3 separate regions of the Homo sapiens genome follow, and all the other regions are linked to region 1. The links are chromatin contacts, found by Hi-C or POLR2A ChIA-PET in ENCODE. All regions are on one chromosome and are shown on one strand. Each heading gives the region's core, a stretch centred on a gene start or an enhancer-like site at or near the end of the contact. The rest is flanking DNA. Distances are from core to core; before and after follow the strand shown.

The links. Hi-C counts contacts between places; a loop is a spot of excess contacts on that map. ChIA-PET counts read pairs that join two places held with the same protein, here RNA polymerase II (POLR2A). Pooled maps may share reads with other maps.
Region 2: a pooled map shows a loop between it and region 1 (9-fold over the local background). The contact joins the promoter of FOSB here to the promoter of ZNF576 in region 1. A Hi-C loop is called at or near these places in 1 of 50 pooled maps. POLR2A ChIA-PET finds 5 or more read pairs at or near these places in 2 of 52 experiments (Caco-2 and activated CD4-positive, alpha-beta T cell).
Region 3: a pooled map shows a loop between it and region 1 (10-fold over the local background). The contact joins the promoter of TOMM40 here to the promoter of ZNF576 in region 1. A Hi-C loop is called at or near these places in 1 of 37 single-sample maps with no recorded cell type and 7 of 50 pooled maps. POLR2A ChIA-PET finds 5 or more read pairs at or near these places in 1 of 52 experiments (activated T-cell).

What each region holds. Positions count from the first base shown.
Region 1 is chr19:43,594,159-43,599,228 of GRCh38, reverse strand. It overlaps ZNF576 (zinc finger protein 576), which reads right to left and starts at 2,634. Exons shown (of 3, transcript NM_001145347.2): 1 at 2,486-2,634; 2 at 2,036-2,135; 3 at 1-398. The coding sequence starts at 2,120. IRGQ (immunity related GTPase Q) reads left to right here and starts at 3,095. Exons shown (of 3, transcript NM_001007561.3): 1 at 3,095-3,247; 2 at 3,889-4,420. The coding sequence starts at 3,891. RefSeq lists enhancers at 2,600-3,019, 3,420-3,489, 3,675-4,471.
Region 2 is chr19:45,465,322-45,470,391 of GRCh38, reverse strand. It overlaps FOSB (FosB proto-oncogene, AP-1 transcription factor subunit), which reads right to left and starts at 2,396. Exons shown (of 4, transcript NM_006732.3): 1 at 1,680-2,396. The coding sequence starts at 1,805. RefSeq lists enhancers at 299-348, 1,394-2,295, 4,703-5,070 and a silencer at 2,480-2,759.
Region 3 is chr19:44,888,245-44,893,314 of GRCh38, reverse strand. It overlaps TOMM40 (translocase of outer mitochondrial membrane 40), which reads right to left and starts at 2,061. Exons shown (of 9, transcript NM_001128917.2): 1 at 1,626-2,061; 2 at 855-922; 3 at 386-478. The coding sequence starts at 1,899. It overlaps NECTIN2 (nectin cell adhesion molecule 2), which reads right to left. Exons shown (of 9, transcript NM_001042724.2): 9 at 4,092-5,070. The coding sequence ends at 4,936. RefSeq lists a silencer at 1,725-2,364 and enhancers at 2,675-2,834, 3,004-3,505.

The sequences.
Region 1 (5,070 bases), core at 1,385-3,884:
GTGTTGATGCAGCCCTGCTTCCTGAGCAAAGTCCTGACCGCACTCTGTGCAGGCGAAGGTGCCAGGAGGGGCACGGACCTCATGCATCTGGCGGTGCCGCCTCAGAGAAACAGCCTGCCCAAAGGTCTTGCCACAGTCAGGACAAGGGAAGGTGGGCTGGGCAGTAGTGGTTGCAACCGGCAGGGTGGGCTTGGCGGCTGGACCGTGGCTGCGCTGGTGGGTGATTAGGGCTTTGGAGGAGGGGAAGGAGCGGGCGCAGGTGAAGCAGATGAAGAGGACCCCCTGCAGCTTCTGGGCCACGAAGTCCGCTGGGTGCTCCCGCTTCATGTGACGCTCCTGGAACTTGGAATCTGCGAAGGTGATGAGGCAGCGGGTGCACTTCGGGGCCCCCAGGTGGCCTGAGGAATGTGGGGGAGAGGTCAGGGGAGGCCAGCAGGAGTCTCCAAGACCTCTTCCTGAACCCCAGAATCACACCAACAATTAACATTGAATGTGTTATGTGCTAGGTTCTATGCTAATGCTGGACAACCAAACAGGAGAACTGTTCTTGCACCTATTTTATGGATGAGCAAACTGAGATTCAAAGAGGTTAGGCAAGTTGCCCATAGTCATGAGGCTAGGAAAGGAAATGGTGGAGCCAGGGTTGGAACCCAGAGAGTCAGCCTGCCCAACAGAGGGGTATGGTGATTACAGCACAGCCTTTGGAGCCAGACTGCTTGGGATTGAATCTCACCTCCACCACTTCCTAGGCAATTACACCAGTTTCCTTATCTGGAAAATGGGCTAATAACAGTATCTACTCCATAGGACCGTTGGAAGGAATAAATGAATTGCTGTACAGTCATTTGCAATTATGACTAATGATACAGAGAAATCCAGCCCGACATCCAGGATCTGGCCTGGTACTCACAGCTAGACCTTGGTGTTCTGTTGAACATAAATTTTCACAGAATATCAAGGACAGACAAGGCCACGCTGTGACTAAAATGAATCAAGACAAGACTACATCATCATAATGTCTGAGCACAGACAAAATATGAATACTGTCCAAGCAGAAAAATGACCAAACATCCTCCTATCCTGGCTAATGTGAATGTCTGCTGCTGCTTTATCAGTCAGAGCTTGAGCCTCGCCTCCTTCCTTCCTCCTTCTGGGTAAGATTTATTACGATAGCCAATCATAGAATTGCCCCTGCTTCCTGGTAGCATCCAATCCAGAGCAAAACAATTTTGCTTGAACCTTCCCCAAAATCACCACCCACAAGCCCAAATCCTGTGTCGTTTTTACCATTCTTAGTGAGACACCCCACAGTCCCCCCATGGTCTGTGTTCATTGCAGTGAGAAACCCAACGTGTTCAACTGCAGGTGTGTTCCTGGTAGTCTCTGGCTCAAGGGCATTGAGACTACAGCTCTTGTTACAAATACCTCTCTCTGCCTCAGTTCCCAGTTTAAAGGGCCTATTATTAGAAGGACTCAATGAGATAATGAATGTTAAAATGGTTCATAATATGAGAATAAATACACCTAGCTCATAATAAAACACTGAGCAGGAGGTGTTGCTATTACATGTCAAACTGGCTACCATCATTAACCCCTAGCTTTCCCCTTTGCTGCAGTTAATCCCATACCCACCCTGTGAGGTGGGAAGTACCACCCTCTTTTGACAGTCAAGGAAACCAAGGCCCAAGTTACACTGAAAGTCTAGGGCAGAGTTGGGACCAGAATCTTGGGGTTTCTCTCCCAATAGAACCATTCCCAGCCACATCTCCAACCCAAGCCTCTCCTGGAAGCCACCCTATCCCTCTGAATGCATAAGCATTGCAATCCTGCTTATGTGGCCAGAGGAGGGTGAGTACTCTGGCCACATAAGCTGGTGTGAGGAGATGCACTTCCTGCTAGAGCAGCTCAGGGACCATTACAGCCCCTTCTCAACAGGCAAAACTCTGTGGCGCCTTGGACACCGAAGTGCCACAGAGATCTTAGCATCAGCTCCTGCACCCCACCCTCCTCTAGCCCGCCAGCCATGTGTACTCACAGATGTTGCCTCCTGGGCTCTGGGGACTTCTCTCCTTGGGTGAATCCTGCTGCTTCATGTTCTCTTCAGGGTTCGGGTCCTCCATGGTGCTGGGACCCTTCTAGTCAGGAGAGGAGCGTGCATAAGTGAAGCTGTTCATCTGTTACCAGTCTTAGAGGGCACCCTAAGTCTATGACCTTTGACATCGCCAGAGGCTCTCCTTGCCTGCCTTTGACCCCTACGACATACTATCTCCTTGAACTCTAATTGATGGAGTTCTTGCTAAAAGAAGCTTCAAACCTCCCAAAGGACTGGATTTCCTGGGTTTGGGACTCCCCTAGAGTCTTCTCACTGGTGTGACCTATGACCTGCTGCATCAAACTAACTCCCTGAACTCAGCGTGGAAGCCTTGATCTTTGACACCAGCGTCATCCCAATCTCAAGTGTCTTGGGGCAGGTAGTGATACCCACCCTTTATCCCAGTTCTTCCCGGGAAACATCCTCTGACATCCTGTGATTTTTGTTCCGCCCAGAGCCCCCGCCTCCCACGCGCGCTTGCAGCTGCTATCCCGCTACCCTCAAGCGCTGCCTACAGGTTCCTGCTCCCAGGCCTCAGTTTTCCTCCTTACAGCAGAGGGCTGCCTTTCGCTGCGCCTGTCAGCCGCTGGCTACAGCGCCGCCCCAGAGAGAAGTGGGATAGGGACCACTCAGTCTCAGGGCCCCCGTGGTTTCCGCGCCCTTTTGCCAGATGAGCCTCTCGGAGCCGAGATCCCGGATTTGCCATCCGGCAGTAGTATAGTCGCACCAGCCCGGTCCTCAAAATAACGGGAGGGGTCCTTCTCTGCCCTATGGCGCGTTTGATGACGTTCAGCCTCCCGCGGCTTAGCTAGCTAAGCCTTTTGCGCATGCGTGGGTAGGCTCTCGTGGCGCGCAGGCGCGTTGACTCATTCATTGTTCTAGGCCCTGAGGCCGCCAAAGAGGGGCGTGCACACTTCGGCCGTTCTGCGCAGGCGCGGCGAAGGGCTGGGTCTCTGCTGTCGGCCTTCCAAGACACACCCCCTTGGGAGAGGGAGTGACGTCAGGTTAAAGCTACCGGGACGGGTCCCGGCATCTCTAAATCACCGCTCCCTGGCCTCTTCGGCCTCCGTCCGCCGCGGCCCAGGGGCCGGGCTTCTCAGCTGCTGACCTACTGCCACCGACTGCGCTCTCTCCCGTGGGTCGGCTTTTTGCTCGGTTGGTGATTTGGAAGGGGGAAGGGGAAAGATGAAAATAACAATGTGTCCGAGGGAGGAGGGACTGGAAGCCAGATTTCTGAGGTTTTATTTTTATTTATTTTTCAGAGAGGGTCTTGCTCTGTCGCCTGGGCTGGAGTGCGGTGGTGTGATCACGGCCCACTGCAGCCTCCAAGTCCTGGGCTCAAGCGATCCTCCCGCCGCAGCCTTCCGAGTAGCTGGGGCTACAGGCGCACACCACCATGCCCGGCTAAATTTTATTTTTTATCGAGACGGAGACTCTACCAGAGAGTCCCCCCACATGTTGGCCAGGCTGGTCTCGAATTCCTGGCCTCAAGCGATCCTCCGGCCTCGGCCTCCCAAAGCACTGGGATTACAGGCATGAGCCACCGCGCCTGATTTCAGAGTTTTTGAAGCAGAAAGGGAAACGTTTCCATCTAGAGGGAGGGCGGACAGACAGGACGCCTGGGATTCTGGGGGAATAGGGTCTGGGCTCTGGATTTTTTAGGTCCTGGAGAGTGACACTCAAGAACCGAAGGGGACAGGGTGAAGGACTGAGGCCTGGGTTCCGAGTGGGGCGGCTAGGAAAGGAAAAGGCTAGGTGCTCCCTGACCCAGGTCTTCTCTACCCGTTGCTTTCCAGCCATGCCTCCGCCGCAGGGTGACGTGACCGCCTTGTTCCTGGGGCCTCCGGGCTTGGGGAAGTCCGCGCTGATCGCAGCGCTGTGCGACAAGGATGTGGAGACGCTCGAGGCCCCCGAGGGACGGCCGGACTCCGGGGTTCCCAGCCTAAGAGCTGCGGGCCCAGGCCTTTTTCTGGGCGAGCTGAGCTGCCCACCCGCAGCGCCGGGGCCCTGGGCGGCGGAAGCCAACGTGCTGGTACTGGTGCTGCCCGGACCCGAGGGGAACGGGGAACCGTTGGCTCCAGCCCTGGGAGAGGCAGCGCTGGCCGCCCTGGCCCGAGGGACCCCGCTACTGGCTGTGCGGAACCTCCGTCCTGGGGATTCACAGACTGCCGCCCAGGCCCGTGATCAGACAGCAGCTCTGCTGAACAGCGCGGGGTTAGGAGCTGCGGATCTGTTTGTGCTACCGGCGAACTGCGGCAGCAGCGACGGCTGCGAGGAGCTAGAGCGCCTCCGGGCGGCGCTGCAGAGCCAGGCAGAAGCGCTGCGGAGGTGAGTGCCGGCTTTCTGGCTGGGTCCGTTAGTCGAGACCCTAGGCACCTAGGTGCGACCATGGAGGTCCATGAGATCCCTCCCCCAGTGAGTTTGGGGCAAGGCTTAGCTCTATTATTATTATTTTTTTTTTTTTCCTGAGAGACAGGGTCTCGCTATGTTGGCTAGGTTGAATTTGAACTCCTGGCCTTAAGCAATACTCCCGCCTCAGCCTCCCAAAGTGCTAGGATTACAGGCGTGAACCACCACACCCGGCCTTTTTTTTTGAGACAGGTTCTCACTCTGTCGCCCAGGCTGGAGTGCAGTGCCGCGATCCTAGCTCACTGACGGCCTCCACCTCCTGGGCTCAAATGATCCTCCTGCCTCAGCCTCCAGAGTAGCTAATACTACAGGCTGCAAAACAGCATCTCACTGTTTCCCCAGGCTGGTCTTGAACTCTTGGCCTCAAGCCATGCCCCCACCCAGGCTTCCCAAAGCCCTAGAATTAAAAGGGAAAGGCTTAACACTTTATCTGCTGGGGCCCTGAGGCTCCTTTTTCCAGGCCCTGCCCCCACCAAGGTGATCCACCCTCCTTGGCCTCCCAAAGTGCTGGGATTACAGTCGTGAGACTCTCTGCCCAGCCCCCTGGAAGATTTTACCTGAAAACTCTA
Region 2 (5,070 bases), core at 1,147-3,646, 1.9 Mb before region 1:
AAGGTTGCACGGTTCCAGCGGGTGGTGAATCACACCCCGGGTTGGTGACTCTTAGGTATGGGGGGTGGAGAGGAGGCTGGACACAGCCGGGTGACAGAACCCCCGGGACGGAGCCACAGCCACACACACAGCCACAACACCCCACCCCCACCCCAGAGGCAAGGGGAGGGAGAAGGAGAGGCCTTAGGCCAAGCCTTCCTCTACACTCACACACATACACACCCCCCTCTGCGCGAGGTCCCATGCAGGGGCGGGGGTCCCAGTCAAAAGGGTGTTTGGGGGACGGGCCTAGGAGTTTAGAACAACGTTTCAAGTTACTGTCTCTTCTCAGAGTGAGACTGACGAGTGACAGTTTAGGGTGAACGGACAGGTAGATAAAAGTAACCACTGGAGCTCTCTCAGATTGTCGCGGAGGGGGAATGGTGCGGGACCTGAGCCCCCAAGCCTCAGCAGCGCTCATCTCCCCCCTCCCGTAAATGGACTCCTGGAACTGCTCTGAAGGCTTAACTACTCTCTCGGGGGGCGTGGTGAGGGAAGGGCTGGCTCGCCGACCAATCAGAGTCCTGGGAACCCAGAGGGGGCGGAGCTCCTGGAGACCACCTGGCTGGTTGCCCTTCGGTTCGCGGTTCTAGTCCTGTCTTGGGACACACCGGAGGAACCGGGCATGAGGAGCAGAGGGAGTGGGAATGTGTCTGTGTGTGCCTGGAGAAGAGGGTGACAGCCACCGTATCTCTCCAAGAAACGCCAGCACACAAGCAGACACCCCCTTCTCCTGAGAGCCCAGGGACTAGATCCCCGCAAGGGCCTCGCAGATCCATTGGGTCGCAGACAGGCGCTCTTGTCACGACAGGGATCCCCTCCCTCTGCCTCTAGAGGCGCCGAAAAGAGACCCAGCCGCCAAGGAACCACGGGTTCCGGGGACAGAGAGGGGGGAAGGAAAATGCACCCTACAAATAGGAAGGGAAAGCTGATTGGCCAAGGCGTGCGCCCCGGCGGCCAATCGAAACGCCGGGCTGCCCCCTCCCTTAGCAACGTGGCCCCGGCGTTCCAAAATAGAACGCTCCCGGGACGTCAGGGGCGGGGCGGACGAAGGGGGCGCCGCGCGCCGTGCGTGCCCCGCGTCAGACGGAGGATTCCAGCGCGTCAGCCGTTACGCACGGGTCCCCCGTTACGTCTCCGCGCAGGAGGCGGAGGCAGCGCGGCTGAGGGTTCGAGGCCCCTCTTCCCGATGGGTGGAGGGCGACCCGGCACCGAAGTGGGCGCTCCGAAGGAGGAGGAAAGGAAAAGAGACTGCTGGAAGCTTCCCCGGGATTTCCCCCACCTGCCTAACTGCGCTAGCTTCAGGTCTGGGACCCGAGCAGGGGGCAGTCCCGGGGCCGGCTCAAAGTTCTCAGCCCCGCTACCGCATACACGTTGCATTGAGCAGCGCATTACCCACCCCACCCCCACCTCGCCCCAAAGCCTACCCTCCCTGCCGCGTTCCCTCCTTGCGCTCCACGCACGCAACCAATTGCAAACATCTCCCGACTCTTTGCAGTTTGCAAAGTGCGCTGTGAGCCTTTTCCATCTCAGATCTAGGGTTCTGATGCGCCTTTTTGTGGGGGTTGGGGTTTATTCTTTTCACCCTTGACTTAAAAAATAAAACCTACAAAGCAGCACCCCTACTATCAAAAACTTACCTGGGAGGCGGCGGCGGTGGGTGGACTGCCGAAGGAGTCCACCGAAGACAGATATTGAGACTCGGCAGAGGGTGAGGAGCTGCACCGGGAGCCGGAGTCGTAGTCTCCGGGGAAAGCCTGAAACATTTCCCTGGGCACAGGGGGGCCCCTGTGACCACGCTGAGGTCGCCGGGAAGCCAAGGCTATGGCCGGGTTGGGGAAGTAAGGTGCAAGTCCGGGGTGAGCCGTGGGAGTCCCCGGTGAGCTGAGCGAGTCCTCAAAGTACGCTGTCCGGGGAAGCTCGGGGAAGGAGCAACGTCCCGTTCCAACAATGGCAAAGTTTCTGTGCAGTCTTCCTGCGGTGCCCAGGCCCCCACAGGATGCCGCTGTACCTCTTGAAAGTGCAGGCTCCGTAGGACCCAGGGGCGAGGGAGGGGTTGCTCCCCCAGGGGCAGAAAGCGCTGTCCCGCTGTACAGAATCAGCTTCAGCTACGGTCTCCTCCACGCGTCCGGCGGGTCCCACGGGGGGAGGGGAGTAATAAAGAAGACCAAAAAAAGTAAGTCGGTCCTCCAAAAGAAAATGAAGAAATATCTGGAAGAATCTTTCCAAAAACTTTCTCCCCGGAAAAAAAAAGATTAATGAAATTTCATAACCCCCAAGAAGAACCACAACAATCAAGTTTCCAAGTCTTGGTTCCGCGTGTCCCTGCCGTGGCCGTAGCTCTGAGTCTTATGAATGAAGCACAGACCCGCCAGCCTGTATTTATATGCCCGGGACCCGCCCCCCTGCTTACGTCACCCGCCCCTTGCTGGACAAACTTCCCCAAATCTCCGGCCCCGCCAAATCGAGTCCCGCACTGTCCAGCAAGAGGTCTGTTCTAGACTCGATCTGGTCACTTGCATGACCCTCGGGGCCCTGGGGGTCTCGGGGGTTGCGTTCCGGGCCACTCGGCGGGAGGGGATCCCGGCCCCGCCTTCCCGGAGTTCCTGTGACGCAATTAGCCATATAAGGAGCTCGGCCGGCGCGGCGGAGTGTTTGTTTGGTATCCTAGCAATGACGTCAGAGGGAATCCCTCGCTCGCTCGCGCGCGCGCCCGCGCCCCGCCCGCGCCTGCGCAGTGCAACGCCGCCCCGGGGGCTGGTAATAATAGGCGCTTAGACTAGCCCCGCAGGGACCCCGCTGACCCGGGCGGGGAAGACCCCAGCCTGCAGGTCCCCTTCACCTCTGGCGCCCCCACCTACCCTGTTCTACCGATGGTGCAGCGCCCCCATTCGAGAAGAAGAGCAGATCTCCAAAAGGAGACCCTGATTAGTGTGGTGTGGTCACGTAGGTGGGGAAACTGAGTCCCGAGCGGGCTGTGATGCTCAGGTGAAAGTGGAGGTAATGGAGGGATTCCGAGGCTCGTCCTGGTTTCTGTCCTGATTCGCTGTGCGAGCTTAGGAAATGTTTTCCCTCTCTGAGCTTTAGCTTTAATCTTCCCCGCTGGGCAAAGGATGTGTGTCTTGGACCCTGCTGGCCTTACAGGTCCGGCGTTTGGGAGGGATGCGGATTTGGAGGAGATGGGAAATGAAACTTAGAGAGAAGCCTCTCTTCTGATGGTGTTGGTAGCCTCTCCTTCCACCTTTTAATCCACCCGGAGACAAAGAATGTGTAAGAGGGAGGGGATATTATTATTAATTCTAATAATAATAATTAATGCCTTGTATTTGGCACTTGCCAAGCACAGCTCCTGTGCTACGCCTTTCAGTAGAAGATTTGTAATCCTTAAAACAGCTCTGGAAGGTTAAGAGAGAAAAATCTTCATTTTATAAAAGAAAAAAATGATACTCAGGGAGGTTAAATGACTTGCCCAAGATCCCATCACAAGAAATTCAAACTCAGAATTGTCAAACTCCAGATTTCCTACCCTTTCCATTTCTTTTCTGATTTCTGAGACCTGCCTGGTTGGATGAAACTCCCTGAAAAACCTGTGTCTGGGGTTTTTTTAAATGATAATGGCAATATTAGTAGCTTTCACTTGTCAGGTCTTTTTTTTTTTTTTTTTTTTTTTTTTTTTGAGACGGAGTCTTGCTCTGCCGCCAGGCTGGAGTGCAGTGGCGATCTCGGCTCACTGCAACCTCCGCCTCACCTTAGCCTCTCGAGTTGCTGGACTACAGGCGCGGGCCACCACGTCAAGCTAATTTTTATATGTTTAGTACAGACGGGGTTTCACCATATTGGTCAGGATGGTCTTGAACTCCTGACCTGGTGATCCGCCTGCCTCGGCCTCCCGAAGTGTCGAGATTACAGGCGTGAGCCACAGCGCCTGGCCTGTCAGGTCTTTCTAAGCTTTACAATCTCCTTCTTACTGCTCTTAGCATGTACTGTTGCAATCTTGGCTCACAGGGGTACAGGTGACTACCTGAGCAAATCTTCTTAGCAAATGGGGTTCATGAATCTGACGTTTTTTTTTTTTTTTTTTGACAGAGTCTCACTCTGTTGCCCAGGCTGGAGTGCAGTGCCACAATCTCGGCTCACTGCAGCCTACATCTCCTGGGTTCAAGTGATTCTCCTGCCTCAGCCTCCCGAGTAGCTGGGATTACAGGTGTGCGCCACCACACCTGGCTAATTTTTGTTTTGTTCTGTTTTGTTTTTTGAGACAGAGTTTTGCTCTTGTTGCCCAGGCTGGAGTGCAATGGCACGATCTCGGCTCACCGCAACCTCCGCCTCCCGGGTTGAAGTGCTTCTCCTGCCTCAGCCTCCCGAGTAGCTGGGATTACAGGCATGTGCCACCATGCCTGGCTAGTTTTTTTGTATTTTTAGTAGAGACAGAGTTTCTCCATATTGGTCAGGCTGCTCTCAAACTCCCAAACTCAGGTGATCCTCCCGCCTTGGCCTTCTTAAATGCTGGGATTACAGGCGTAAGCCACTGTGCCCGGCCTAACTTTTGTATTTTTAATAGAGATGGGGGTTTCACCATGTTGGCCAGGCTGGTTTCGAACTCCCAACCTCAGGTGATCCGCCTGCCTCGGTCTCCCAAAGTGCTGGGATTACAGGCATGAGCCACTATGCCTGCACTGACTTGGGTATTTCAGATGCTACAGCCCCCAACTCTTAAGCACCCACTGGGAAGGGTGCTACCAGCTATTTCACAAACCTCAGAGAACCCAGCACTTCCCTCCCAGTGCACAGCCTGGCCCAGCCCTGGGCACAAAGGAAGAAGCACTTTTAAAACATTGAATTTCACAGGTTGAGAGAGGGGCAGGGCCTGTCTCCGGGCTACACAGCAAGCCTGTGGCAGAGCCAAGGCGATGGTTCTTAATTTTCAGGGAGTCCTGATTCCCTGCCCCAATAGTAGGGAGGGTGTAGGGAGATGTGGAAGACTAGAGGGACGTGGGGGGCATAGGTGGAGGTTCAAGTTTCCAGACAAAA
Region 3 (5,070 bases), core at 812-3,311, 1.3 Mb before region 1:
GGACCACGTCTTTCCCTTGACCAAACCATGCCATGACTCTCCACAACCCCCTAGAGAAAGTCCAAAGCCTAGTCTGGCATTCAAAGTTCTGCATGATCTACAGTCCAGCCCTTTCCACCCTGGGTCATCGCTGTCTGGTGACAGGGTGGCTGTGGCCACATCCCCAGCACTGCTCAGCATGGGGCCAGGCAGAGAGCAGGGGTTTGGCGGATGTTTGCTGGATGAAGGAATTATTTGTGTCCCAGTGCACCTCGGAGAGATGCAATCCCCATCTCCAGGCTCTCGGTAGCTGTGACCTTTTCCTGATGAGGCCGTCTTAGCTTGACATTTGGCTACAAATTTGTTATTAGAAGGATACAATGAATGGATGAAAAAGGAAGCTCACCTCTGTGGGACTCAGCTGCTTTGTCCCCACATATGTGACCCCGAAGTGGTAGTTGGACTCCCCGATTGTGCTGAGGGCTACTGTGTGGTTGACCTGGAAGGAAAGCGAGAGCTGTGACGATACTGGACAGATAGGCTTGCCCACTGAAGAGGGCAAGGACAAGGTCTCTGGGCTGGGCAGGGGATGAAGACTGGGAGGCACGGCCTGACTAAGAGACTCAGAGAAAGGAGGTGCTGCCGGTAGGCCCACAGACCTGTTCCTTCACTCCAGCCTAGCTGCTATGGGGAGACAGTACCTCTGGATTCTAGGTCCCCAAACTGAGTAGTCAGTCTGGCACTATATCTCCGAGTCTTTTCAAGTATCAGGGAGCCCAGCTCTTGAGGGAGGAGTAATTGGGCCGAGTGTGCAGATGCAGGGAGGGGGACGGCGGGGACGATCTCTGGTGGGTAAGGACACCAGGAAGGCTCACCTGAAAATGGTTACTCAACCCTTTGTTGACTGTGAGCTTGACACCCTCCATCTGAATGGGAAACAGCTCTGGAGAAGAGAAACGCTGTCACACTCCACTCCAACCCCACACCAACTCTCATCTCTTCCTTCCCTACCACCCCCAGCTCTCTCCAGAGACCCACAGCAGAACATCTCACAAAGGATTCCACCTGTAAAGAGGCAGTACAGCCTAGTTAGACAGGGCCAGGGCCTTTGCTTGCTCAAATCTCACTGCCACCAAGCTGAGCAACTTTAGGTCAAACTCATCATCTGAAAGATGGGACCCTCACCACACAGAATTGTCCCAAGGATCTAATGAGTTAACGTATAATGAACACCAGAACAGAACTCCATAAATCTCCACCACTACTACTACTCTAATTGCTCCAGGCTGGGATCCGGAGGCTTTGGGTCCCATACCCAAGGAACCTCGCTGACACCTTGCTGACACCGTGACCTTGGGCCTCAGTTGCCTTCCCGATCACAAGAGAAGTCTGGCTTGGCTGATCCCGGGGCTCCTCAGGTCCCTAAAGGCTTTTCTCTACTGCTATGACATTCCATCCCGTTTCCAGCATTTGATTCCATCATTCTAAGCCCCAAGTCCAACGTTCCACCATTCGATCCCAACATCACCTCCTAGTGCTGTTAAATAATTCCAATGGTGCGCGCCAAATCCCAGAGTCCCCAGTGTCCTCCCCCTTCCCCCGAGATCCAGGCCATCGCAGCCCAGCGGGGGCCCCTCGCCCCTCACCCTTGCACTTCCGGTGGCACTCCTCGAATGTGCCCGGGTTGGGCAGGCAGCCGCAGGCCCCATCCTCGGCGGCCCCTGAGGCGCTGGCGGTTGCAGCCCCGGGGGTCCGTTCCGAACTTCGACTCGTACTGGTGCCGGCGCCCAGGCTGCCTCCCAGCGGCGGCAGCGTGAAGCCCGGCGGCGAGGGCGGAGGTGGCGGCAGCCCCACGAGGGCCGGCGCAGGCGGCGGTGGCGGCCCTGCGGGCGGCGAGCTGGCAGCCAACACGTTCCCCATGGTCGCCTGCTAGGGGAGAGGTCAGAGGGCAGAGGTCAGGGCCCGCGCGCCCCCGACTCAGCCCCAGCAAATCCGCACCCGGCTCCGGCCCCGGTTCTCACTGGCGGCGGCGCCTGCTCCCGGCCTGGGCTCCGCTCCCACCCCGTGCGCCACGCGCAACCGAACCCGCTGCCGCCGCCGCCACCACCGTCGCCCCGCCCCACCTAGCCCATTGGTTTAGTGTGCCCTGAGGCCCGCCCACCAGCGTCAAGACTCGGTCTTCCCATTGGACTTGTGCATAAAGTCCCGCCCACTTTCCCTGAAATGTCCTTTTGTATTGGTTCTCACTCGCAGGGTAGCCACGGCGCCCCTCCCACCCTTCCCATTGGCTCGCAGCGCCTGCGCCTATTGGCTCGCGTCGCCGCGGGTTCCGGTGCTAACCCGCCATTGGTCTGTGCTGAGCATTTTGCCACGCCCGCTGAGGCATCGCCCCGCCTCTCTCCTGGAGGAGGCCCTCTTTTGATTCCGCCCCGCGGCGAGGTTGCTGTGATAATTGGTCGGCTTTGACCCTTGCAGCATTTTGATTGGCTCCAGCGTGTACGGGGTCGACCTTGGTGGCGTATCAGCTTGGTACTCTCATTGGCTAACGTTCCAGGGTCGAAGGACAGGTAAAGGTGGGTTGCGCGGCAGAGGCGGCTAGGCAGCAAGGTCAGGCCTCGCGTCCCACCAGGCACCGCGGCAGCCGGGCCCCCACCCCACCTCTGGTTCGGAGTAGCCGACCTAAAACCGGAAGTGCTGGCCCTTCCCAGAGTGCCTCGGGAGAATTCTAATCTGTTCTGCGAACCCTGCGCTGCTCCTCGTTACCCACAATGCCCTCATCACCTCTTAGCGAAACAGTTGCCTTAGACCCACCCCTTTCGTTACCCATCATGCCTCTTGTTCCTCGCGTCACTGCGGCTTCTATCTTTGGCCCATTCATTCCTCTCCCATTACCCATCATGCCTCTGCCCCATTCATTTGAGCTTCATTGCCCAGACTACTTTTAGCTCCAGCCTGCCTGCTCACTTTCGTCGTTCTTCCGGCCCTTCTCTAATTAGCCATCATGTTTTGGATCCATGAACTCCTGTCCGTTACCTCCCTTGCCCCCGGTCCCTATTTTTCCATTATTCATCACTCTGCCTCTGGCCCATTCATTCAGGTTTATTATCCGTCATGCCTTGGGCTCCTATTACAACATTATTCATGATTTTGCCTTTAGTCTACTTTTACTTGCCGTTTATTCATTAAACTTGAGCCTCTTATACTTTCGTTACTGCTTTTTTAATTTTTATTTTTTTAAAGACAAGGTTGGACTCTGTCACTCAGGCTGGAGTGCAGTGGCGCCATCATAGCTTACTGCAGCCTTGAACTTCTGGCCTCAATCGATCCTCCTACCTCAGCCTCCAGAGTAGCTGAACTACAGGTGCGTGCCACCACGCCCGGCTAACTTTCGTAGAGGCGGGGTCTCACTGTGTTTCCCAGGCTGGTCTCTTAACTCCTGGACTCAGTCGAGCTTCCCGCCTCAGTTTCCCGAAGTGCTGGAATTACAGGAATGAGCCACTGCATCTGGCCAATTGCTATTTTTATCTTTGTCCCATTCATCATACTGCTGTTGCAATTATGAATGTTCATTAAACAGCATGCCCTGGACCCCTCCCCATTCCATTACTCAACATTCTGTTTTTAGGGCTGGGCGCAGTGGCTCACGCCTGTAATCCCAGCACTTTGGGAGGCCGAGACGGGTGGATCACGAGGTCAGGAGATCGAGACCATCTTGGCTAACGCGGTGAAACCCCGTCTCTACTAAAAATACAAAAAATAAGCCGGGCGTGGTGGTGGGCGCCTGTAGTCCCAGCTACTCGGGAGGCTGAGGCAGAGGAATGGCGTTAACTCAGAAGGTGGAGCTTGCAGTGAGCCGAGATCATGCCACTGCACTCCAGCCTGGGCGACAGAGCGAGACTCCGCCTCAAAAAAAAAAAAAATTTTGTTTTTGATTGATACATTTTTGCTCATTACTCTCTCAATTCTTATTTTGTATCTTTGGTCCCTTTGTTTTTGTCTTTAACTCTCTTGACCCCAGTTCACTGATTCTCTCAAGCCCTTAGACTCCTTCCTCATTCCCCTTCATGTCTCACCCCATCCCCTTCACATCCCACAGAAAAGGCAAGACCTGGTCAAAGTATAAATTCATATTTTGTAGGAAATGTAGTTTACAAAACAGTATCAATTGCTACCCCCAATTCAGATGACCCACTTTCCCCGGAAGGGGGATGTTTAGGTCCTATTCCACTGGGCAAGGGTAAAATGATTCAGTAGTCTTCCAGGTTAACAGTAAATTCTTCTCCCAAGGCTGGGGCCATCAAGGCACAGTCTGTATGAGGCTCACCCTGTCTGACCCTAGGCTGGGGCTGCTTGCTTGGTAGGCAGGAATTGGGGTGGGGGTGGGGGCTCAGGGAAGGGTCTGGACCCTGAGACTTCTGCTTACAGGAGGGTGCTGGGAAAACCCTGCCTTGGGCTGGGGAATCCCCTCTTTCCCACCTTTGGGGAACAGGGTGGGGAGGGGGTAAGTGGGACCCTGCTGCCTGGAGGGCTCAGGTCTGAGCAGCAGGGAGCCCTCAGCGCCCACTCCAGCAGACCTATTGGGAATTTACTACCTGAAGACAAATTATAGGTCTAGGGTCTTCTTTGTGATTTTGGGGGAGTCGAGGCATTGGGGGGTGAGAGGTATGGTCTAAGGTCACAGTCTGGGAGAGGAGTCCTTGGGATCAGAGGTTGTGCAGAAGCACCTTCCCCACCTCCTGCCTCATGAGATAAGGTTGCCAGGATTCCATTATCACGGTGAATTTCTCTGGGCTCATGGGTTAGGGGTCATAGTGGAGCCACCAAGGTAGACATCACAAATGGAATGCATATGTGTTAACTGACAGTGGCCTGGCCAGAGGTCAGGGGGCACTAGATCCTTGGCAAGAAAGCTAAGGGATCAACAGGTGAGATGTGAGACGCCAGGCGCATGGCAGCTCACACATACATGGCCCGGGACATGACAAAGCCTTTGCCCTGGTAGGAATCAGAGGGGCTGCTATAGGACAGAGCATCATAGATGGGGTTGATCTTGTCCAGATACTCTTCCTCCTCCTCCCCCTCCTCATCCTC